7 separate regions of the Mus musculus genome follow, and regions 1, 2, 4, 5, 6 and 7 are each linked to region 3. A link is a contact called in ENCODE Hi-C data. All regions are on one chromosome and are shown on one strand. The core of a region is the stretch at or near the end of the contact, and the rest is flanking DNA. Distances in the headings are between cores, read along the strand shown. Region 1 overlaps Tbc1d10a (TBC1 domain family, member 10a). Region 2 overlaps Gm11958 (predicted gene 11958). Region 3 holds the start of Gsdma (gasdermin A). Region 4 holds the start of Hormad2 (HORMA domain containing 2). Region 5 holds the start of Lif (leukemia inhibitory factor). Region 6 overlaps Mtmr3 (myotubularin related protein 3). Region 7 overlaps Ascc2 (activating signal cointegrator 1 complex subunit 2).

Region 1 (2,845 bases), core at 27-2,526, about 94 Mb before region 3:
CCAGAACAGGTCCTTACTGAGTCTACTGAGGGAGCCTTTATTTAACCTTTTGAGTTTTAAAAAATGGACATTCCGTGTCTAGGGGCTGTGTCTATTTCTGCCCCGCCAATATCCAGATTACATTCTCCTGTTGGAAGAGAAGCCATTTAAATGAGTGTATTTCCTCAAAAATTTCCCAGTTTAAGGTTTTAAATTTAAAACATTTCGAGGCCAGCTTTATCTACAGAGTGAGTTCCAGGACAGCCAGGGCTATACAGAGAAAACCTGTCTCGAAAACCCAAAAATAAAAATAAAAATAATAAGATAAACCATATCTTCTGATTAATATACACATTGAGAGCAGTATCAGTTGTTGGCTTTCTGAGATCCTGCCTCATAGTTGGTAAAGCCTAGAACCAGCGCTGACTTAGAATCTAGGAACATGACCTTTTGTTTTCTACCCTATTTGAATTCTGGTTTGATGCTTGATACTGGGGCTTTGAAACTGCCAAAGCTATCAGCTGACGTCGGTTGAAAGAACTCTCAGCATGTTCCTCTCTGATTGCACTTGAACGAATAGGTATCTCTGAGGCCCACAGTCATATTTTACCAACAAAACTAGACCCCAGGGTTGAGGTGTCATACAGGCCGGATTTAATCATGTGTGGAGTCTTTGGCAACTAGCAATTTCAGTTGTAAGGTTCATCTTGACTGAGCCTTAGTTTTGTTATCTACGAAGAGGGCTCAATCAGATGTTATCACCTTCATGACTACTAAAACTTCCTGTTGCCTCTTGCGAGCGCCCTACCCTCTGTTTAGTTAACCAGAAGGCTCATCCCTCACTTGTTGCATACTCGGATACTGTTTTTGATATAAATGTCATCATGTCTGGGGGTGTAGTGTCCTTTGGTTTCTGCTTCTTGGGTATTCGGGGGTTGCCTGAACACGTATATCCTTTGGTAATGTACTTGACCTCAAGGCTTCAGCACTGCTTTTTTTTTATATCAAAGAGAGAAAGAAAGAAAGTGTCTTTGTGTCTTGGTTCTGCCTCTCGATGGTGAGAGATAGCAGCTTGGAGCACAGTGACTTGTGTCCTTGTTGAGGGGCCCAGTTTATTATCCTAGGCAAGCTCCTTCTCAGCTGTCCTGTTCCAAGGCTGAGTTCAGGCTCAGTTCCCCAGATAAAGTGCACTGAACCAGAGGACTTGCCTCTTTGTGTCCTGGAGGCCTCAGCTCTGCCAGGGCCCCTCCCTCTGTTCTTGCAACCAGTAAAAGTCACAGCAACATGTTTCCTTCCGGCAGAGAGAATCAGAAACTCCAACCCTGGGCCAGGCCCAGCTCTACCATGTCCTGTTCCCAAGAGCTCCCTGGAACTGCCTCAAGTGCCTCCCACCCCGTGTCCCTGTCTGGAAAGGCATATTGGGCTGAATCTCATCTTTAGGCTATAGAGGATCTGGCTTAGAATTGAGTTCCAGGTTCTTTACTGATTTTCTGTTTGACTCTGAGCAGGATTCTCTCCCTGAGTATTTAACCTCTCTGAGCCTGTTTCTCAGACTCTGTCATGTCAATCCTTCCTTTTGTTCGTTAGTTCTTCCTTTCTTTCTTTCTTTTAAGTTATTTGTTTATTCACTTTACATCTTGCTCCCTCTCCCCTCACACCAATCTTTTCTTAATACTGTCAAGTACTTTAAATTTTTGTAATGATTTACTTGTTTTTATTTTGCATGCATTGGTATTTTACCTGCATGTGTGTCTGTGTGAGGGCGTCTGACCCCCTGGACCTACACAGTTATGAGCTGCCCTGTGGGTGCTGGGAACTGAACCCTGGGGAGCCTCTAGAAGAGCAACTGGTGCTTTTAACCACTGAGCCATCTTTCCAGCCGTTTATTTATTTAGGATGTCATCTTTCCCAGCTAGCCTTAAACTCCTGCCTCTACCTCCAGAGAGCTGACATTATGTCCAGTTTATAAAATACTACTTTTCCTTCTTTTTTTCTGGTGGTGTTGAGAATTGATGAGAGTGCCTGGCAATTTAGGCAAGTACACTACCACTGAGCCACCTCTCATTACACCATGTACTGTCTAACTTGAAGAAACAAACAAACAAACAAAAAACTTCACAAAAGCACAACAAAGCAATAGACAAATGTAAGGTTTTGATAACCTAATAGTTTAAAGTGCATCTGAGGAAACTGTATGTGAGAGAGTTGTGCATGCACAGTTTGTGTTGTATGGTTGTCCGCTTTGCCATCACTCTGTAGGCTGGATGAGAAGGCATCTGTAGAACGCCTGCATGTTGGTCTCCTTTTCTTCTCTGCCTTTGAGAGTTGTGTGAATGCGGGCATCCTCAGGGCTTATCCCCTTCAGAAGCCTCACGGAGGAGCGAGGTGATTCTGCTTTCTACTTAAGACAGGGTCCCTTCCCAGCTCACCTCTGCCTTCTTTGGTGCTGATCTGCCTGGACTGATCAGTACCCATCAAATGTCAATTCCACAAGGGGCCTGGGGACAAGTCTTCTTAGCCTGTTTAGAAGTGACACAGCTGCTCAGTTAGAAGGTGGCATTTGAAGGGACTTTGAAGTGTCTGTATGACTTTAGCACGTGAAGACACTCAGGGAGCATTCCAGCCAAGGGTTTGGCATGCGTGGAGGTTGGGTGATGGGGAATAGCAAGGGTGTAATTGGGGAAAGTCTGAGTAACCAGCTTGGCTCAGGTGAAGGGGCAAGCATGTTATTTATGTATTTGCTTGACTAGTTTTTCATCCAGCTTTCCTCCTAGTGTGCTGGCCCCCTGAAGAGGCTTATTTACTAAGGCAGGCCCAGGACAGGAGTGCTCAACTCCAGTGCAAAGGCACATACTCAGTCTCTGCC
Region 2 (3,334 bases), core at 633-3,132, about 94 Mb before region 3:
GGCTAGCCTCAGGCTGGACTCTTCTGTCCCTGCCTCTGAAGTGCGGGGACAACAGGTGTGCACCACCATGCTTGCCTCTAGCCTTCTCTTTTTGACATAGCTTTATAGAGATAGGGTGCTCCACCATTCAACCCTCTCATTCAAAAGGGCAGTTCAGTGGCTTTTAATGTATTCAGATGTATACCTACAACCACAGAGAATTTTAGAACATTTTTTGTAACTGTAAAAATAACCATGGCTTGGCATGGTGGCACAGATCTTTGATTCTAGTACTTGTGAAGTTCAGGCTCACATAGCCTGGGCTACTGTCCTAATACAAAAAAATTCACATAAATGCACTCATTTGAGTAGCCTTTGAGGACCAATGTCTGTCATTTAAGTTAGTGTTTGCAAAGATGGCCCTGCTGGAACATAGTTTCTTTTTTCTGTTCTTTCTTTGTTGTTGTTGTTGTTGTTGTTAGAACCAGGGTTTCTCTGTGTAGAGGAGCCTGGTTGTCCTGGAACTCACTCTGCAGACCAGGCTGGCCTTGAACTCAGAGATCTGCCTGCCTCTGCCTCCAGAGTGCTAGGATTAAAGGTGTGTGCTACCACCACTGCTGGCTTCCTTCTTTTCCTGGCTAGATAACATTCTATTGTAGGGACAGAACATAGTCTCTTCCTCTGGTTATGTAGGTAATCTTTTTCTTCTCTTTTGAGAAAAATCTCACGGACTTGAACTCACTGTGCAGCCATCAACACCCTTGAAATTCTGATTTCTCCTCCTTCCACCTCCTGAATGCTGAGATTAGAGGCTCACACTACCATGTCCAGTTCATAGTGTACGGGGAATCAAACCCAGGGCTCCATGCATGCTGGGCGAGCATTCTCCCTCCGCAGCCTGCGGGTGTATTTTGGCTTCCCTGAAGAGCGCTGCTGTGAATACTGGTGAACACATATTAGCATGGATCTAGTTTTCATGTCTCTTCACCATATACTTAGCAGGCAGTTCATCTCTACTTTCAACTGTGGGAGGACCAATAGGCAGTGCCCCATAGCACCAGCGTGGAGCCATGCCCCCAGGAGCTGAGTACATGGGTCTTGGGGTACCCCCCACTTCATGGCTCGTCAAGTTAGAATGTGATTTTGGGATTCTAGTCATGTCAGTAGTGCGAATGGATCAACCTTGTTTGCGGAGCAATGAGGCCAGGCAGTGAGGTGGTCCTGGGCTGGGAGCATCATGAAATACCCAGCACCGAGGTGAGGTGAAGTATACAATGTACATACAGTGTAGATACAATGTTAGTGTAGCTGCTGGCACAGAAAACATCAACAGCACTGACCATTTCTCAGACTTGTCCCAAAGGCTTGTCTGATGGTTCTTGAGGGTGACATGAGGGTGGCATGAAGGTGGAATGAGGGTGGCATGAGGATGACATGAGGGTGGCATGAGGGTGGCATGAAGGTGGCATGAGGGTGGCATGAGGGTGGCATGAAGGTGGCAAGAATGTAGCAGGAAGAGCAGACTGGCATGCCATGAGGAGGCCAAGGCAGTTATTTCAGGATCTTATTTAGAAACCCCACGGCATCGCTTCTCGGCCTTCTGGCTAAGATCAAGTGTAGAAACCCCACGGCCACGGCCACGGCCTGCAAAACTGCTTCCTTCTGCAGTGGTCAAAGACTCAGCTCAAGGACGCCTCCCCCTGATGGTTTGAATTAGAAAGCAGTTGATGCTTTGTAGAAAAAGTTGAGGAAAACATTATTGTTGGAGAGACCAGTCCTCTCGTTGGCAGAGCAAACCGGCCTGGCCTGGCATTCCAGAGCACAAAAGCCTAAGCTGGCAAAGTCGGAGCCTCCCTGTCGGAACTTCCCTTCCTCCCTCCCATCTGGCCCAAGGGGCCTGGGAACCACTGGCTGCCAGGCGGGAGTTGGAGGAGATTCCTATGGCTCTGTGGGCTCCTGCACCCAGCAGCCACTCAGTAGACCGAGCTCTGACTCAGCTTCTGACCTGGCAAGGCCCTGGATGTCTGGCAGTGTAGAGAAGCTATCTGCCAGAGAGAGAGAACACTGGAGAGGGAGAGGTAGGGACAAAATGGCAACAGGCTGGCTGGACACAGTTCCGGACAGGAAAGGTGATGTTGCTGTCATTATTTTAAGGTTGTGGAAACTGAGGCTCAGAGAGGTGATGTCATCGGCCTACGGTCGGTCACATGGCCAGTGAGCCATGGACTGAGAACTGGACCAGAATGGGTCCAATGCCCTGCCAAAGGTACTGCATGGATGCCGGGGCCTCTGAGCATCCATGCTGCTACTCTCCCGGACATATTCCTTCTTCAGCTCCAGAGTTGGGTCCCAGGGAGACCTCCTTTCAAACTGGCCATTGTCCTTGTGGTGGCTTCTGCTTGGTCAGCAACAGTCAGAGCCTCGTGCCCAGGGCTGCTTTATCTCTCTCTGGTTTGTGACATTGGTGGCTGGTCTGTGTGGTGATTGTCGGATTCTGCACGGTGCTGATAATATCCTACGTAGCACAGGATTAAGCAGGCAGAGGGTTCCTCATGCCCCTCCTTGGCCCTGCTCCAAGTCCCAGCTCCTCCTTCCTCAGGCCCCTGAGTGTCCATGCCACTGAACTAAGGAGCCCCACCCCCAAGAACTGGTCCCCCCTTAAGGCACCCCTCTCCTGCTTTCCTTGGGCATGAGTTGGCCCTGGGTCTAAACAGCCCCATTGCAACCAATAGGTACAGGCACCTCTGTTTCCGTCCTCAGCAGAGGGGACTCTGGGCTCCACCCATGAGTTACTGAGATAACATGTGTTATATATAATAGCAGCTGGCTTGTGGCAGAGGCGCCACAGGAGGTCACGTTGACTTCCCAGCCCTTTGGACTCCCTGGGATGCTCCCCAAGTCTGGAATTCCCCCTTTTTTGTGGCCCTTTCAAACTCTTCCCTTCTTGGAAAGCCAAGTCCAAATTCCATTTTCTCCACAGGGTCATCCTGGACCTCCCTGGTCCCTGGACACCCCCACTCCCATGTCCCCTTTTTATAGCACTCAGACTAAGCCTTATCAGAGGATGAAGAAAGCGAGGTTTGGAAGGGTGAGCTACCAAGTGATTTCAGCTCTGCTGCCTGTTGAGCAAGGGCGAAGTGTGCGCAGGCGCAAGTGAGTATAGTCTGCCTTTCCCAAACTGTGCATAATTACTTTTAAAGGCTGAGCATATCAAGCGCATTGGTGCACACGAATTTCTAGTCCTAAAGGTGGCTAAGACAAGTAGAACTCTGCTTGTGGCCAGTCTGAACAACTGAGGGAGACCCTGCTTTACAAAGATCACATTTACAGTTGGGAATAGGTCTCACAGACATGC
Region 3 (3,336 bases), core at 631-3,130:
GCAATAAGACAGAAATGAGGTGGAGGCAGGACAAGCAGAATGACATCAGGCTGGAGAGAGATCTGCATGGAGGAAGGACGCCAAGAGAAGCTGATGCCAGGTCAGAGGAAAGAACCGATCGGGAGACTTGGGGCTTTCAGGAAAAACAGACTCCCGTGTGACTGTGCTCAGCTGCTGCTCCACAGATCTTTCAAAGACGAATGAGACAAGAAACCTTGGTCATCACACGCCAGAGGAAGGCACACTCTAGGAAGAGACTTCCAAATGTCTGACCGAGGTAATGGTTGGTTGGGCCACCTTTGCAGAGCTAATTAAGGTGTTCACACAACCTCTGGACTATATATACAAGATTTCAGATGCCCTACATTGTAGTGGTTTAAAGAAACAGAGACAGAAAACTAGGGGGAAAGGAAAAACAGATTTGTATAACACAAATACCACACTTCTGCACTTGTACTGTCATATAACAAAACCATCCCACACACCCAAGAACCCAACTCCACCTTTCCTAAGGGGGATGGGCACCTGACAGCAAACAGGAGCTAGAGCTGTCTGTCTAAGATGCTGATAGCTGTGCCAGGTGAGAAGTGGAAGGGAATGGAGGAAAGAAAAGGGGTGAAGGATGGGGACCAGAGAGGCAGAACAAAGTGTGGAAGGATTCTGAGAAAGTAAAGTAATAAAGTTTTAAAGATATTTTTGCAGAGTGTGAGACTCTTTCCTCACTCCTACCAGTCCCTAAGGAAATCTCCAGGAAACTGCTTCTTCATATGGCCTTGCAGTAAATCACATAAATTGTAATTTAGAGACCTGCCTGTGTGTGTAGAATCCTCTTTTAAGTGATTTCCAAGGAGCAACTTTAATAAGATAATGGGGGCTGGAGAGATGGCTCAGAGGTTAAGAGCACTGACTGCTCCTCCAGAGGTCCTGAATTCAAATCCCAGCAACCACATGGTGGCTCACAACCATCAGTAATAGAATATGTAGTCCTCTTCTGGTATGTCTGAAGAGAGCAGCAGTGCACTAACATGAGAGAGAGAGAGAGAGAGAGAGAGAGAGAGAGAGAGAGAGAGAGAGAGAGAGAGAGAGAGAGAGAGAGAAAGTTCCTGAATGACCTACAGGGAGACAGCTGAACGCCCACAGCATACATCCTGGGCTGTCCGTCATCTCACCGCTGAGATCCACCTCTGCCTGTGTGTGAGCATATATTCCATATACTTAGAGATGCTTCCAAATTATAGAAGGCCATATGAGCTCACTCTATCCTGCCTCCTCAGACTTCTGTGCATACTGGTACCAAGTTATGCATGTGTAGCCAAGGCACATATACACATAGAGAGAGGTAAGAATCAGCAGGCTGATGCATACAAAGTTGAAGGGCAGATTTTCAGCTGCTCTGCTGCCTGTAGTCCCTGAACATACAGGATTTCTTATCACTTATCATTTCCACAAGGCCTCAGATGAATGGCAGGTGCTTCCAGATGACATCAGGGCAGTGATCCACCCTGTATCACCCCTGCACACAATTACACGCATGCATGAGTACACACACACACACTCACATGCACACTCACACACAAATAAGCATAAGTGCATACACACACGCACACAGCCAATTCCCACTGCCTCCCTTCCTCCCCAGTCTATAAGCAAACTTTCAGTCCCCCTTCTTTCTGTCTCAGCCCCAGCAACACAGACACCTGCCTGGCATCTTTTTACCCACCCCCACAGGACCTGAGGCGGGGCACTTCAAACAGGTTGATGCTGTTCTCCTGGAAGTGGAACAAAAAGGGGTGGGGTCATTGTGGGAGGCGGGGTCTGTGGGAGCTTACATCCCCGCCTCCATGGAGGCATAAAGCAGCCAGTCCTGATAAAGGACAGCCAGTCATTCCCTCACCCTATAGACAGAACGAGCTCTGGTTCCTCACCACACACCAGCTGCCAGACAGGATCCAGCATCACCCTTCCCTGGTAAGATCAATGATGGCTGAGGAGGCAGGGGGACATTCTGGGGAACCAGGGGAAGGTTGGGGCCAAATGGGCATGGGATTTCTTATCCTTTATCATGGCCATAAATCTCCCTGCATTTTACTGGGGGTAGGACTCATAGTAGGCCTTAGAGAGAAGAGAGGCAGCCCTTTGAGTGCCACTCTGGTGAAGGGTAGGTCCTTCTAGGTACACTCAGTTGGTCTCTGGAGGGACATAGGCCATCCCAACCCTTCCAGGAACAAGGGCTGGAAAGTATATTGTAGATGGCAGGATGGCCCCAACATCTCTGTGTGCTCCTTCCTGTTTCCCTGCCTCTGTCAAGTACTACAGAAAGGTGAGGCCCATGGAGGCTAGCTGATGTGTCTGATCTCTTCCACCCACCAGGAAAACCTGGGTGTGTCTCCTGGATCCCCAGGTGAGATACCTCGACTTCAAAGACAGAGTCCTAAACTGTCAAACTTGTGATCCTTGCAGGCCCCACATCCTCTTGGTCCCTCTCCCTCCAGCATGTCTCCCAGGACCAAGCTCACTCTTTCTATCCTTGTTTCTACCAGACATGGTGCTGATGCTGTAGAGGTGACTCAGGCCCATTTCCTGCCCTCAGGAAAGTCACAGTTGAGTAGGCAAGGCAGTCAGGTGAACAGATGGATGGTAACAAGATGAATTAGCAGGTGTTTCAGAAGTGGATATACAAGATGCCTTGGGAATGCAGGCAGAGTCACCAAAATGCCCAAAGGAGTAAAGGGGTGAGCAGGTGACATGAGTTGAGTCTTTTTTTTTCCTTCTTACTCCAGTCCTGCTTGCTCAGAGTCCAAAGATTGATTGATTGATTGATTGATTGATTGATTGATTATAAGTACACTGTAGCTCAGATCTCATTATGGATGGTTGTGAGCCACCACGTGGTTGCTGGGATTTGAACTCAGGACCTCCAGAAGAGCAGTCTGTGCTCTTAACTGCTGAGCCATCTCTCCAGTCCTTCAGTTGAGTCTTATAGGACAAATACGAATTCTTTCTATTGGAAAGGGGATATATCGTAAGCAGAACTAACAAAGGCAAAGAAGTAGTTGGGAGAGAGGAACTAGGAAATTTGCCCACTTATACTGGTGTTGCTAGGAGGTGGGTGGGAAGGAAATGGAGGGTGCAAACAAGTGTAGCCTTGCCAAGGAAAGGGCAACTGGGGAAGCTGCCCAGCTCTGACTGCCCAGGCTCCTGGGCCCAGTGCGGTTGCTTCTTTCCCTAGTGTCCACAGGTCCTAGTTTCAACTGTCCCTTAGTGTGACAGGACACTTCCCTTCCCTTGCTGATGACAGACTCTAACTGGGCTCTGTTCTGTGAAGAAGTGAACATG
Region 4 (2,865 bases), core at 178-2,677, about 94 Mb before region 3:
CTCTTCGGCCCTCAGTAGGCACTAGGCCCCCACATACATAAAGCAAAACACCTATACAAGTTAAAAAATAATAATACAAATAAAAACCATTTTTTAACACTAAGCAAGCAAAGAAGGTAATAGACACTAACATCTGACCTCCAAATGCACACGAATTTCCAGGTGTATGAAAACACAGATGTGCACAGAGAGAAGTAAAATGCTCTGGGCTATATGGCGAGCACCTTTGGGGTGGTACTCAGGAGGGAGGGGCAGGTAATCTCTGAGTTGGAGGCCTGGACAGCAGGGCTACACAAAGACCTGACTCAAACCGGATTTAATAAACGCCTTTAATACCAGCACTCGGGAGGCAGAGGCAGGCGGTCTACAAAGTGAGTTCCAGGACAGCCAGGGCTATACAGAGAAACCCTGTCTCAAAACAACAACAACAACAAATACAAAAACAAACAAACAAACAGACCTGACTCAAAAAGCAAAAACAAAAAAACACGAACAAAAACCATCAAATTTTAATAAAAAAATTGAAGATCAGCAAGAGAATTTGGTTTGCCCAAGTCCTCCCTGTTAAACCTTTTGCTGAGCGTACGTCAATAAATTATTAGCCACCATTTTCACAAATTCCATTTGTCCCTGATAATTCTGCTACTTCATGCTTGCTCGGACTAAGCGGTTCCTACTGTATTAATTAGGTATTTGTTCACGCTCTTTGGTTTTTAAAAATATATTTCTCATGCTAGTTCCATTAATCCATATATTCAACGTTTACTGTGCAATTTGCACTGTTCCAGGTAAAACACGGGATTACAAAAAGTTAAATATGGTCTTTGCCTCAAGAAATGAATGGTCTGATGAAGGAGAAATTAGGCTATCGTCCTAATAAAATCTACCACCTTTTAGGGGCAAGAACCACGCTTACACTTTGCTTTCACTAGGTGAGCAGATAACGTACTACACGGCCCATTCATGCTCCTATCATGTATATGTGCATCTAAATCAGGTTTCCACACACTAGGGAAACCTGACTATGTGTCGTTCTGGGTCTGGCTTATTTCACTTAATTTAGTGATCTCCAGTTCCAACTTTTAAAAAAGGCCTAAATCATTCAGCTATTAAAATGATGGAAATTCAAGGTCTACCAGTTCATTCCTCGCCACCGCATCGCCACCAGCTCTTTGTTTAACGTGTGAAGTTTTTCACCGTCCAGAGTAGGCAACCATGATACCTGAAGCTTCCGGTCCTCGTTGGCCCTCCGCCACGATTACACGATTACACTTCTCCTCAGAGGGCTGGCGAGTTCCACAGATGAACCCAGTCAATTAAAAAGAACAGAGAAGTGTGAACTTGAAGACCCCAGAACCCACCCGAACGCCTTCCTCCGGAGACCCCGCGTGTGAACACGCGGCGAGGCCTTCCCCTCGGCCTTTACCTCAGCAGAGGCCAACGGCTTTTCCTGGCAAAGCCCACCCCTCGGCTTTACGACTTTCCGGCCAGGGCCACAGGAGTCTCCTCATGCCTAAGTCTAAGGTTGGCCCCTCAGCAGGCCTTGCTCTACCTCATGAATATGCAAAATAGGGCAGCAGGCAGCCTACCCACCCGGGCTGTGGGCGGAGCCTGCGTTCCCTTGGTGTGGGGAGCTCCTGGAGCCTTCGAGGACTGCGGACTGTGAGGGGACGCCCACTTGGATCACCTACATAACCAGAACTGAGGAGAGGCAGGGCATGGCTGATGGGAACAGTACACCTGATGGGGGTTCTCCAAGATCTGAGGCTGGAGCCTGGGAGGGCCTGGACTCAAACAGAGCGCTTTGCAGTCCTGGGGGCTTTGCAAGTCTCTTTCCTAGACTTGGACCCCACTGTAATCTTCTACTGTAGTGTTTAATTATGCGGCTAAAACTTGCCTATATTAACCTTTCTTTGTGCTTCACCTATCTTAGCCCCACCCCCATCCCCATCCCCGCCTTTCTCGTGTGTGTGTGTGTGTGTGTGTGTGTGTGTGTGTGTGTGTGTACACTAGGGAGCAAGAGGGAGACATAGCCAGAAGCAGAGACACCTAGGAGAGTCCAGAGTGGTCATGATGACCCTGAGCCATGTGAGGAGAGGGAGCAAGGTATGAGAAAGAGGAGAAGGGGAACCGGGTGCAATGACCAGGAGGCAATAAAAGGGGGGGGGGTAACCAAAATGGTTGGATTATATAGGGAAGTGCACCCCAGCCCGTAGGTGGAGAGTTCAGGGTAGGGACAAGGTTTGCCAGACAGAAAGGCCCTGGTTGGACTGAGAGATGCTTGGGAGAACCTGGTGGCCATGTCTGCTTTAATATGTTAAATAGGCACCTCAGCCATTTGTCTGGGTTTGAGACCTAACATAAACCACAATCCAGGTAAAAATAGTTTAGATTTTTTCAACCTTTGCCATAGTTAGTGCCCCTCCCTCCAATCTTCACAATCAAAATGGTTTCTAGACTGCCAGCAGTCCCTCCTTCCAACTAGGTTCTGCTTGGATCCTGTACTTTCCAGAAGTAACTTTTTATTTGGTTTTAAAGGTCCATTCCAAGTCTCAGAATTAACTTTCCTGGTTGGACCCTCAGACTCCCCTCTATACTGCCTGTCTGTCTTTGTTTTCCTTTGCTGTAGTAAAGACATCATGACCAAAAGTAACTTGGAGGGAGAAAGGGCATATTTTATCATCCAGCTTACACAGCATCTTGAAGAGAGGTCAGAAACTCAAGCAGGACAGAAACCTAGAGGCAGGATCTGCAGGAGAGGCCACAGAAGAACGTTCCTTACTGCCTTGCTTCCTCAGGCCTGCTCAGCCTGCTTTCTTACACAACACAGGACAGCCCACAGAGGGCTGAGCCCTCCCACATCAG
Region 5 (3,300 bases), core at 719-3,218, about 94 Mb before region 3:
AACCCTGCATTTAAAAAATGATTTTATGTTTATTTTAAAATTATGTGTATATGTGCGTGTGAGTATGGGTGCCTGTAGAGGCCTCTGGAGCGGGGGTCACAGGCAGTTGTGAGTCACCTGACATAAATTTTGGGAAACAAATTTGAATCGTCTGTCAAAGTGCTCCCGTACTTCAACCACCGAGCCCTCTCTCCAGTCCCTCCAACTCATCATTTCTTCTTTAGATGTATTTATCTTATGCATATTGTGTTTTCTCTGCGTGTCTATCTGTGCAACTGATGCCCCCAAAGGTTGGAAGAGGATGTGGCATCCTTTGGAACTGTAAGTCAGCTTGTGGGTACTGGGACTGAACCTGGATCCTCTACAGGAGCAGCAAATATCTTAACCACTGCGCCATCTCCCCAGCCGCATCCACCTTATTTTTCTGGACACAGTATCTCATTGAATCTAGACACTGACATTTGCCCAGGCTGCTTGGCCAGCATGCATCTGAGATCTCTCAGTCTCTGCCTCCCAGTCCTGGGGGTCAGAGGCTGCTGCCATGTAGAGATTCAAGCTCAGGGGGTTAGGCTTGCATATCAAGCACTTTACCCACAGAGCCATCTGCTAACCGCTGTCCCAGGTTGTTGTTGTTGTTATTACTGTTTTCTGAGACAGAGTTTCTCCTCTGGCTGTCCTGGAACTCACTCTGTAGACCAGGCTGGCCTTGAACACAGAGATCCACCTACCTGCCTCTGCTTCCTGAGTGCTGGGATTAAAGGTGTGCGCCACCGCCCAGCCCCAGTTTTAAAATGACTTTATGTGTGCAGTGTTTCACCTGGTCCTGGTGTCCTGGGCCCTACAGAGGTTAAAGGGGAGTACTGTTCACCAAGACATTTCTGCACTCCACCCCTTCATCCCAACTTTAGCGTGATTATTTTTCTCTTCAGTGAGAGACGAAGACCTTACAGGTGAAAAGATTGTGACCTCTGCCCTTATCTTACTCATAGGCCAAGCCTCAGTTTTGCCTCTGCACTGTGTGTTGTTGGAGCCCACTTCCCTAAAACAGGGTTTCCTGGGAAAAGTGTAGGACTAATATTGCTCTAGGCAGGTTTGAAAACTGTCAACAGTCCCTCCTTCTCTCCCTCTCTTTATACTTTACTCTCCTCCCCCCTTTCCCTTCCCTCCCTCCCTCCCTTCCTCCCTTCCTCCCTCTCTCCTTCTCTCAGTCCCTTCCTTAATCCCTTCTTGATTGCTTTTTTTTCTTTTTTCTTTTCTGTATCTCTCCTCTCTTAGTCCCTGTCCCCAACCATCTTCTGGCCGTCCATGGCAAGCCTGCCCAGGCAGTCTACAGAACTCCTTGTAGCACCAAGAAAAAGGTCACAGTCCACAGAGAATCAAGAGGCCCTCAGCAGCACAGGCAACAAAGTTCCTTGCTTCCCGGAGTATTCCCAAGGGCAGGGCTTGTCCAGGGAGGGACGAAGGTCCCACAGCAGGTGGGGCCCTGAAGCCTGGGGCTGATTGCAGATCAGAAGGGCCAGGTAGCTCCCCGGGTTATGAGGTGGGGGCTGGGACAGGGGCAGCTATAGGCCTGTGGCTCTTGGGACAGAGACAGAGGATGGTAGCTGTGCACACAGCCTGTGGCAGGTCTGAGTCAAAACACCTAAGGTTGACCCCAGCTGGTCATGAGGAGAGCTGCCCAGTCATTGCCTTATGCTGGCTTGGGTCACCCAGACAGGCTAGGCGCGGCCCAGTCAGCTGTGACTCAGGCCATAGTGGCTTTGCCACGCAGCCCAGGGGCATCAAGTACAGGGACGCCCCCTCCCCACACCCAGCCCTGCTTCTCCTTCTAACAACACCTTTCCCACCACCGTGTCAGGCTCCATCTGTGGTGTGGGTGCTCTACCTCTCTGGTCCTCAGCTTGGGGGTGGGGTGGAAGTGGGGGGAGCCTCAGGCCACCAACTTCAGACGGAAGTCAGGTGGGGGGCAGGGTGAGGAGCCAACGCCAGAGGAGCCTCAGGAGGAGAGGGAAGCAGAGGGGCCCAACAACGATGGTGTCACCCTGAAGACTGGACAACTGTGCAGACTGTGGAGGGCTGCGAGACCACGGTAGGATTCCCTTGAGGGGGCAGGGCGGAGGGGCACTGCTGCACCCCACACTTATCCCCAGGAGGGTAGATGGTCCATCAGTTGCTCCCCTGTGGATCAGGGGCACCTGCTGGCCCACACAACCCTCCAGCATTCGCTCTCCCTGTCTGTAATGGATGCATTGTAAGTCAGGCTTGGAAGTCTCTCTTGGAGGATGGCCAAGCAAAGCTGGAGAGACCAGCTGTGGAAGTGTCCCGTGGGTTAAAGTTCACAGGATGGGTAAAGGGCAGTGGAGAGAGCACATGGATTCCAGGCTTGCATTGTGCCATCGTGGTAGGGTCAGCCTGATTCTAAAGGCAGTCATGATTTCTGCATCCCCAGGGGACTCAAATCCCTTTTCTTTTTCTAGAGTTCTGAGCTTGCAGAGGCCTCATTTACCCTCCGGTAGATGGAGCAGTGGAGGGCCGTCCCTGTCCATTCAAAATGGGCTGCAGCAGTCCACGGGGACCATCATGGGTGCTCTGGGGAACTTGATCAGCCAAGGTCATTACTCCTCTGCCTTTGACCTTGGGCCAGATCGGAGCTTGGCCGGTCTTCGTCCCCCCCGCATCCGAGCTCCAGGACAGTGACAAAGAGAGAAAAACAAAAACCAAGTCTGTGCAAGAGCCCCCTGCGTTGGGTGCTTGGCATCCAAAATTCCAAGAGGCTCTTACCTCTAATTTGTCAGTGTTCCTCCAAACCTGCTAGGGGGCTGACAAAAGGAGGGGACATTGTTCCCAGGATCCTGTCCATGTCATGCCATGCCGGGACAGGACAGTAAGGGGAGCCTGGGACTAGTCTGTACAACCAAGTGGTTTAGTTTGCTTTGATTCTTGCCTCTTGCTGTGTGAATTTGGGCAGTTCATTTTCCTTCTCTGGGTCACCGTGGCCCCCTGCGAAGTTGACAGTCTGATCCCCACCTGGAAGAACTGTCAGGACAAGGTGGGAGCAGGTAGCAGGACCAGGAAAAGGCCACTGCCCCCTCCCCCAGAGCCATGGCAAGGCTGTGCCCCATTGACCACTGAATGTGGTTCTGGCACCTCCTTGTGGCCAGTCTTTTGGGCTACACCTTGCAGATATTAGGACAAAGCTCTGGAAGCCCCCAAGAGGAGCCTTCTTCCCTTGTGTTGGTGAATGGCCTCTGCCCACCCCCATCCTGCACCCCAGACACCCACTCACTTCCTCAAATCCAG
Region 6 (3,114 bases), core at 244-2,743, about 94 Mb before region 3:
AAAAAAAAAAAAAAAAAAAAAAAAAAAAAAAACCCAAAAGTACTGACTGTTCTTCCAGAGGTCCTGAGTTCAATTCCCAGCAACCACATGGTGGTTTTAAAATAAGCAAGCAAGGGAGTGAAAGTGTGAGGAAGAGAGAACAGGAAATAGTTTCTTCTGACGTGTATTTTATAGAAATCATGGTTAATAGCTTGCTCACATTACTAATTTGGCTCATTGGGATTATTGGTGTGTATGGCATCTGTATAACTCCTGGCTGTACTTGTTACTGAAAATTAGGACATCCCTGGACCTGGAGAGATGGCTCAGTGGTTAAGAGCACCATCTGCTCTTCCTGAGTTCAATTCCCAGCAACCACATGGTGGCTCAGAACCATCAATAATGAGATCTGATGCCCTCTTCTGGTGTGTCTGGAGACAGCTACAGTGTACTTACATATAATAAATAAATAAATCTTTAAAAAAAAAATAAAAACCAATTTTGGAGACAGGAAGATAGTTCAGTGGTTTAAGTAAAGACCTCAATTTGGATCCCCAGCTCCCATTCAAAAGCTAATATGATATCACAAACTTGTGCTGAGGAGATAGAGACATAAGGCAGAGAGGTTCAGTGGCTCTGTATAAGAAATAAGGTGGAAATATAGACACACAATGTCAACTTTAGGCTTCCTAATACATGTATACTAGCGAGTGTACACACCTACACACACTATAAGGCAGCACTTCAGTAGGCTTAACATCTAAAATGAAAAAATGTTCCCTATTGTCTAAAAGGGGAGGTGCATAATTTACTGAAAACAAAACCGTCTGGGACTGGAGAGAGCTCAGCAGCTAACAGCATTTGCTGCTCAATCACAAGGACGGACAGCTCCCAGTGCCCACACTGGGCAACCAGTCGACCCAAGCCTGCTTCCAGCCTCTGAAGGCAGCCACACATACGTATATAAACACACACACACACACACAGAGTAAATAGAATCATTTCAATTTTCCCCTCTTCATTTTATTTGTGTGGATATTTTCCTGTGTGTTTGTCTGTGCAGCATGTGCATACAGAGCCCATGCAGGTCAGAAGAGTGCTTTCAGATCTTTTGGGACTAGAGTTACAGATGGTTGTGAGCTGCCTGCCATACAGCTGTTAGGAAATGAACCCAGGTCCTGTAGAAAAGCAACAAGTGTTCTTAAATTCCTAAGTCACTTCTCCAGACCCTAAAATTATTCTTTAAGACTGTTCAAATCTCAATTATTAAAGGAAAAAATGATAGGAAATCTAGCATGGAATCACTAGAAATTAATGTAATTAAAAGCCATGTAGGATCAATTTATCTAAGTGTCAGAGCTGATTGTTATTTATAATTCAGTGGACAGATCAGAAAGACTATCTGTAGCACTGGAAAGTCTCCTGACTTTTGTTTCTCTGACTAGTTCCAAGGCATACCTACCTCTGGGAAGGCAACCTTCCTAACACACACTAACGTCTGGCACTTGGCACTTGCTCTCAGTTACCTTTTGGCACAGAGGACAGAAGCGGCTGGAGCTGTTGTCCACTTCTTTCACCCCACCTCAACAACAGATCAAATACTCTACTAAAAAACAGAAAGACAATTCAAATTCCAGAATGTCATGGAAACTTAAATTTACTTAATAGTAAGTTTATAATGACTTCGCCTGCCTTAACATTTTACTTAACATTAAACCACAAAATCTATCCACTCTATTCAGAAGAAAAATTTAAGTGGATTTTCTTAGGTAAAAGACTTAAAATACTTGTCCCTATGATAAACAGGTTTTCAAAAGGATTCTGCAATAATGGTTAAATTAAGAACTCCTATACCTTTTACCATTTAATTTTCTAAAAAATTACATTATACTGTATTTATATCATAACAGTTTCTTACATATTCAGAGAAATAAAGAAAATTACAAAGACAAATACAGTCTCAAAGGCCACTAAAGCTCTAGAAAAAATTTATAAAACCATCAATGTAGTTTTGAAACCCGCCAAACTGACACCGCTTATACCAGCACACTTTGCTCCTGAATCTTCCCACAAAGCAAACGTCGAACGATATTCCCTAACTCTCTCAACAAGCAGTTGTCTAATAAAAAGGGAGAAAAACAAAAGGCCTAATCTGGCGGTCAGCTCGCTAAAGGAAACCCCAAACTATGTCCATGTTAAATAACATGTCTTATTTTCCTATCTTCTCTAGACACTTGACATTTTAAACACAAATTCCAGGAAAAGTATGAAAGTAAATCACACTAAAAAAAAAAAAAGTCCTCTAAACCAAGCTGATCTGTACACTAGTTATCACGTTTAAGTATTGTATTAGGAGTGATAAAGTTGCTTGCCCCTTTTGTGAATTGAGTCTTGAATTTTATGTATCGTTAACAGGCACCAAAATGGTCAAGACAAGGATTCAGTTTTGCTGGTAAAGTGCTTTCCCTGCATGAATGAAGCCATGGGTTCAATCTGCATCAGTCTAAAATAGGTAAGGACCAGAAAGCTCAATGAAAATGCATACCCATCCTTTCAGCCTACAAATTAAAAATAAAAATTTAAACTTTAAGCCTAGCAGTAAAGGCACACACTTTCAATCTCAACACTTGGAAGGCAGAAGCAGACAGAACTCTTGAGTTCAAGGCCAGCCTGGTCTATAGAGTTCCAGGGCAGACAGAGCTACACAGAGAAACACAAACAAACAAACAAACAAGTAAATAAATAAACTTTGAACTATGTCATCACACTTAAAAACTGCTGTGCTTGAGGCTAAGCAGATAACTCAGAAGCACTTCTCACTCTTACCTATGGCCTGGATTCAATTGTAAGCCACACTGTGGCTCACAACTCTCTGTAACTCCAATTCTGGGGACAGGATCCCTTCTTCTATCCTCTACAGGCACCAGACAAGCATGTGGTATACAGACAGAAATGCAAGCAAACCAATACACACATAAAATTAAAATAAATAAATCTTAAAAAGTGTTTTTAACCTGCTGTACTTACCTAGCACATACAAAACAAACGGTATACCTCTCCAGTCTATAAACGCATTCAGAAAAGAGCGCACTCAAAGAAATAAAACACACAAGGTAAAGACTGTGTGCAATAAAA
Region 7 (2,961 bases), core at 245-2,744, about 94 Mb before region 3:
TTCCACATCTGGCCCTGCAGAGAGCCAGATAACTAGAGACTACTGGGGTGAGAGAAATCAGAAGTTGACGGGGAAACCTCTGGTTCTTAGTTGGTCCCTGGCCCAGCACAGAATCTGGTCTCTCAGGATGCATGACTGTTCTCGCCAGCTACCTGGATAAGCTTAGAGCCCTTTCATTTTTTTACCCCTTTCCCAACCTGGCAAAGAGAGCCAGGTACAGTGCCAAGGCCATTGTCACAGATCCACAGTCCCAATCCTGGTGGTTGGAAAAGATTCCTGGAGTGGTTGGATGGTTGGTGTTTAGTAGTTTTAAGACAAGGGCTTGGGCTGGTGAGATGGCTCAGTGGGTAAAAGCACCCGACTGCTCTTCCAAAGGTCCAGAGTTCAAATCCCAGCAACCACATGGTGGCTCTCAACCATCCATAATGAGATCTGATGCCCTCTTCTGGTGTGTCTGAAGACAGCTACAGTGTACTTACATATAATAAATAAATCTTTAAAAAAAAAAAAAAGACAAGGGCTCACGTAGCCTAAGCTGGTCTGTAGCTGATGTGTAGCTGTGTGGCTGTGCATGACCTTGAACCCCTGATCCTCTCGCTTCTTCCTCTCTGCGATCACAGGCATGTGCCACCATGCCCAACTTTGGATTTTGTATTTGAAATAGGGATCTCTGTAGCCTAAGTTGGCCTTTAACTCTTGGCAGTTCTCCTGCCTCAGCATCTATAATGCTAAGATTATAGCCATGAGTCACTATTGCCAGCTAAGATTCCTGTTTACCTAAGGTTTTTCTCAGATCTAAACCAAATACAGCATCCTTTCTGTCCCCTTGTGGGGCTCCTGGTACAATCAAATACCCACTTGTCATAGAGTTTCCTCACTTCTGCCCCCAGACCCATGCTGGGCACCAGTCAGGGCTCACTTCTGTCTCTTTCACATGGTACACCTACCTCCATTCAGCATATTTTGTGCCTTTCACCCACAACTCCACTCTGAGTACAGATATATGTCTGACCCATTTCTAAATCTCCTCCCTTCTCAGTCTTAGAATGCTACCTAGCATATAGTAGGCCTTTAATAAAGATTGTCATGGGGCATCAAAGCTTTACTGACCATACTGAGGCTACAATCCCACCGTGTCTCAGGCTCCTACAGACTCAGATTCCTGCCACCCACCCAGAGCCAGTTATTAGAAGGTCTGTGCAGAATCTGTGTCTTGTTTTTTTTGTTGGACCCTCTCCTCTTGATCCAGAGACCAGATCTCATTGCTAAGCTGAATCTCTTGCTTGGCATCTCTAATTGATTTTCCCCTGCAGGGCCAAAAACCACATTCCACAGGCCTGTGTACATGGCTGGCAAACCAAGTTTTTTCTACAGGTTTGCAAAGCCACAGTGGAGACCCGAGCCCCTGCTGACACTGATGTACAGTTCAGTGTGAGCCAAGTGTGTCCCTTCCCCCTCGGCTGCACCCATCTGTCTTCACTTACAGTGGCAGTTGGACCAGCAGACTTTCCTCCTCCCACGGTGCTCTTACTTGGAAACTGGCACTGTAGACCAGAAATTCAGGAGCTGCCATAGTGAGGGGGTGAGAGGAGGAAGGCAGACCCCCTTTGGCCTTGCCCAAGAGACCTTGGGCCTTTCCTGGTGGGCTTAGTACAAAACTGCATGTAGCCTCAGCATGACCTAAGATATAAAGAAGCGAACTCAGCCTCTCTCTGGGCCTTTAGCCCTACCCCACCCCCCGCCCCACAGCCTTCCTGACCCGATACTGTCTCCCTCTTTCCCGGCTGTCCTTGGCTCCAGGAAGGAGGAGAACGTGAGGAGCCTGGTGAATGACAAGCAGGCTGTGGTGGCACAGTGGCAGCGCTACCAGAAGTACAGCGTGGTGGTAGAGGAGGTAGGCTGCCCAGCCTGGGCCTCTGTCTGGGCGTGGGAAATCAGCGGTCTGCCCCCTTCTCTGACCCCCGAGGGTACTGTTGTAGGTCCCCCTGCAGCCAGGAGAATACCAGGCTGATGACTATGAGGACGAGTATGACGACACATACGATGGCAACCAGGTGGGCGCCAACGATGCAGACTCTGATGACGAGCTCATCAGCCGCAGGTGAGCGCCCAAGCCGCAGGCAGCCGGGCTTCCCACTCCCACCGCCACCCCCACTATACACACTCACACACACACACCCAGTGCCACACACACACTCACACACACCCAGTGCCACACACATACTCACACACACACACACAAGCTCCTTCAACTCCGCCCACACTGAAGCCCACAGGAAGCATTTATTTGGTCTTGGCAAGTCATTTTGCATGTTTTTCCCAAGTACAGAACATTTTCCTCAGCAGAATCTTGTAGAGATTCCCCCATTGCTAATGAAAGCAGGGCTTCCCTGATGAACAAAAAACACTGGAGATCCCTAGGGCTCAAGCTCAGCTCCTCCTGCTCTCTCCACACAGACCATGGGACCTTTCTTTAAAGAATCTGGGAACTAAAGAGAAGCCTGCTTTAAAAGCCCTGTGGGGTCCCTGGCTTCCCGAGCAGGGCCTCCCCAGCCTTCTCCCTGAGGCAGGAGGCCACTCTCCAAGTAGACTCAGTCTTTGATCTCTCTCTTTCTCTCTTCCAACCCTCAGGCCCTTCACCATCCCTCAGGTGCTGAGAACCAAAATGCCTGGCGAAGTGCAGGAGGAGGAGTGGGATGAAGAGGATGAGGTGGAAGAGGAGGCCCCCAAGGTATGTCCTAGGCAGGTGGCAGATAAAAGAAGTGCAGTGTGAAGAGCAGAGGGGAAGCTCTGCCTCCCTCTGGCTCTCCCTGCCTCTGACCCTGGAGCGTCCTAGCACAACTGCTGGATTGGGGAGGTGCTTTTAAGTACAGACCATTCCGAGAGCTGCTGGCTTTGATCTCACCTCCACTGCCCAGGGGGCTCTCCAGGGACAAATTAGAGACTGGGTCTGAGCAGCTG

The links. Hi-C counts contacts between places; a loop is a spot of excess contacts on that map.
Region 1: a loop to region 3 is called in a map of regulatory T cell, with 16 times the contacts of the local background. The contact joins the enhancer-like site here to the promoter of Gsdma in region 3. A Hi-C loop is called at or near these places in 3 of 37 maps with a recorded cell type or tissue (T-helper 1 cell, T-helper 17 cell and regulatory T cell).
Region 2: a map of T-helper 2 cell shows a loop between it and region 3 (10-fold over the local background). The contact joins the enhancer-like site here to the promoter of Gsdma in region 3. A Hi-C loop is called at or near these places in 3 of 37 maps with a recorded cell type or tissue (T-helper 1 cell, T-helper 17 cell and T-helper 2 cell).
Region 4: a loop to region 3 is called in a map of T-helper 2 cell, with 34 times the contacts of the local background. The contact joins the promoter of Hormad2 here to the promoter of Gsdma in region 3. A Hi-C loop is called at or near these places in 2 of 37 maps with a recorded cell type or tissue (T-helper 17 cell and T-helper 2 cell).
Region 5: a loop to region 3 is called in a map of T-helper 2 cell, with 10 times the contacts of the local background. The contact joins the promoter of Lif here to the promoter of Gsdma in region 3. A Hi-C loop is called at or near these places in 2 of 37 maps with a recorded cell type or tissue (T-helper 2 cell and regulatory T cell).
Region 6: a loop to region 3 is called in a map of regulatory T cell, with 15 times the contacts of the local background. The contact joins the enhancer-like site here to the promoter of Gsdma in region 3. A Hi-C loop is called at or near these places in 4 of 37 maps with a recorded cell type or tissue (T-helper 1 cell, T-helper 17 cell, T-helper 2 cell and 1 more).
Region 7: a loop to region 3 is called in a map of T-helper 17 cell, with 10 times the contacts of the local background. The contact joins the enhancer-like site here to the promoter of Gsdma in region 3. A Hi-C loop is called at or near these places in 2 of 37 maps with a recorded cell type or tissue (T-helper 1 cell and T-helper 17 cell).

Annotation. Positions count from the first base shown.
Region 1 is chr11:4,202,654-4,205,498 of GRCm38, forward strand. The region is part of intron 1 of Tbc1d10a (TBC1 domain family, member 10a); the gene reads left to right. Among named protein-coding and RNA genes, the nearest start is that of Castor1, 14 kb to the right of the region's middle. Within about 2 kb of position 1,277, at least 3 of the 3 ENCODE cell types and tissues checked have a DNase peak (open chromatin) inside an H3K27ac peak, as active enhancers do.
Region 2 is chr11:4,289,957-4,293,290 of GRCm38, forward strand. The region is part of intron 2 of Gm11958 (predicted gene 11958); the gene reads left to right. Among named protein-coding and RNA genes, the nearest start is that of Gm11958, 6.2 kb to the left of the region's middle. Within about 2 kb of position 1,883, at least 2 of the 3 ENCODE cell types and tissues checked have a DNase peak (open chromatin) inside an H3K27ac peak, as active enhancers do.
Region 3 is chr11:98,662,471-98,665,806 of GRCm38, forward strand. It overlaps Gsdma (gasdermin A), which reads left to right and starts at 1,881. Exons shown (of 12, transcript NM_021347.4): 1 at 1,881-1,968.
Region 4 is chr11:4,439,655-4,442,519 of GRCm38, forward strand. It overlaps Hormad2 (HORMA domain containing 2), which reads right to left and starts at 1,428. Exons shown (of 11, transcript NM_029458.1): 1 at 1,223-1,428.
Region 5 is chr11:4,255,600-4,258,899 of GRCm38, forward strand. Lif (leukemia inhibitory factor) reads left to right here and starts at 1,969. Exons shown (of 4, transcript NM_008501.2): 1 at 1,969-2,089.
Region 6 is chr11:4,544,684-4,547,797 of GRCm38, forward strand. All of the region lies in intron 1 of Mtmr3 (myotubularin related protein 3), which reads right to left. Among named protein-coding and RNA genes, the nearest start is that of Mtmr3, 49 kb to the right of the region's middle. Within about 2 kb of position 1,494, at least 1 of the 3 ENCODE cell types and tissues checked has a DNase peak (open chromatin) inside an H3K27ac peak, as active enhancers do.
Region 7 is chr11:4,677,452-4,680,412 of GRCm38, forward strand. Ascc2 (activating signal cointegrator 1 complex subunit 2) reads left to right here. Exons shown (of 20, transcript NM_029291.2): 16 at 1,801-1,894; 17 at 1,980-2,101; 18 at 2,632-2,731. Among named protein-coding and RNA genes, the nearest start is that of Gm51883, 22 kb to the right of the region's middle. Within about 2 kb of position 1,495, at least 1 of the 3 ENCODE cell types and tissues checked has a DNase peak (open chromatin) inside an H3K27ac peak, as active enhancers do.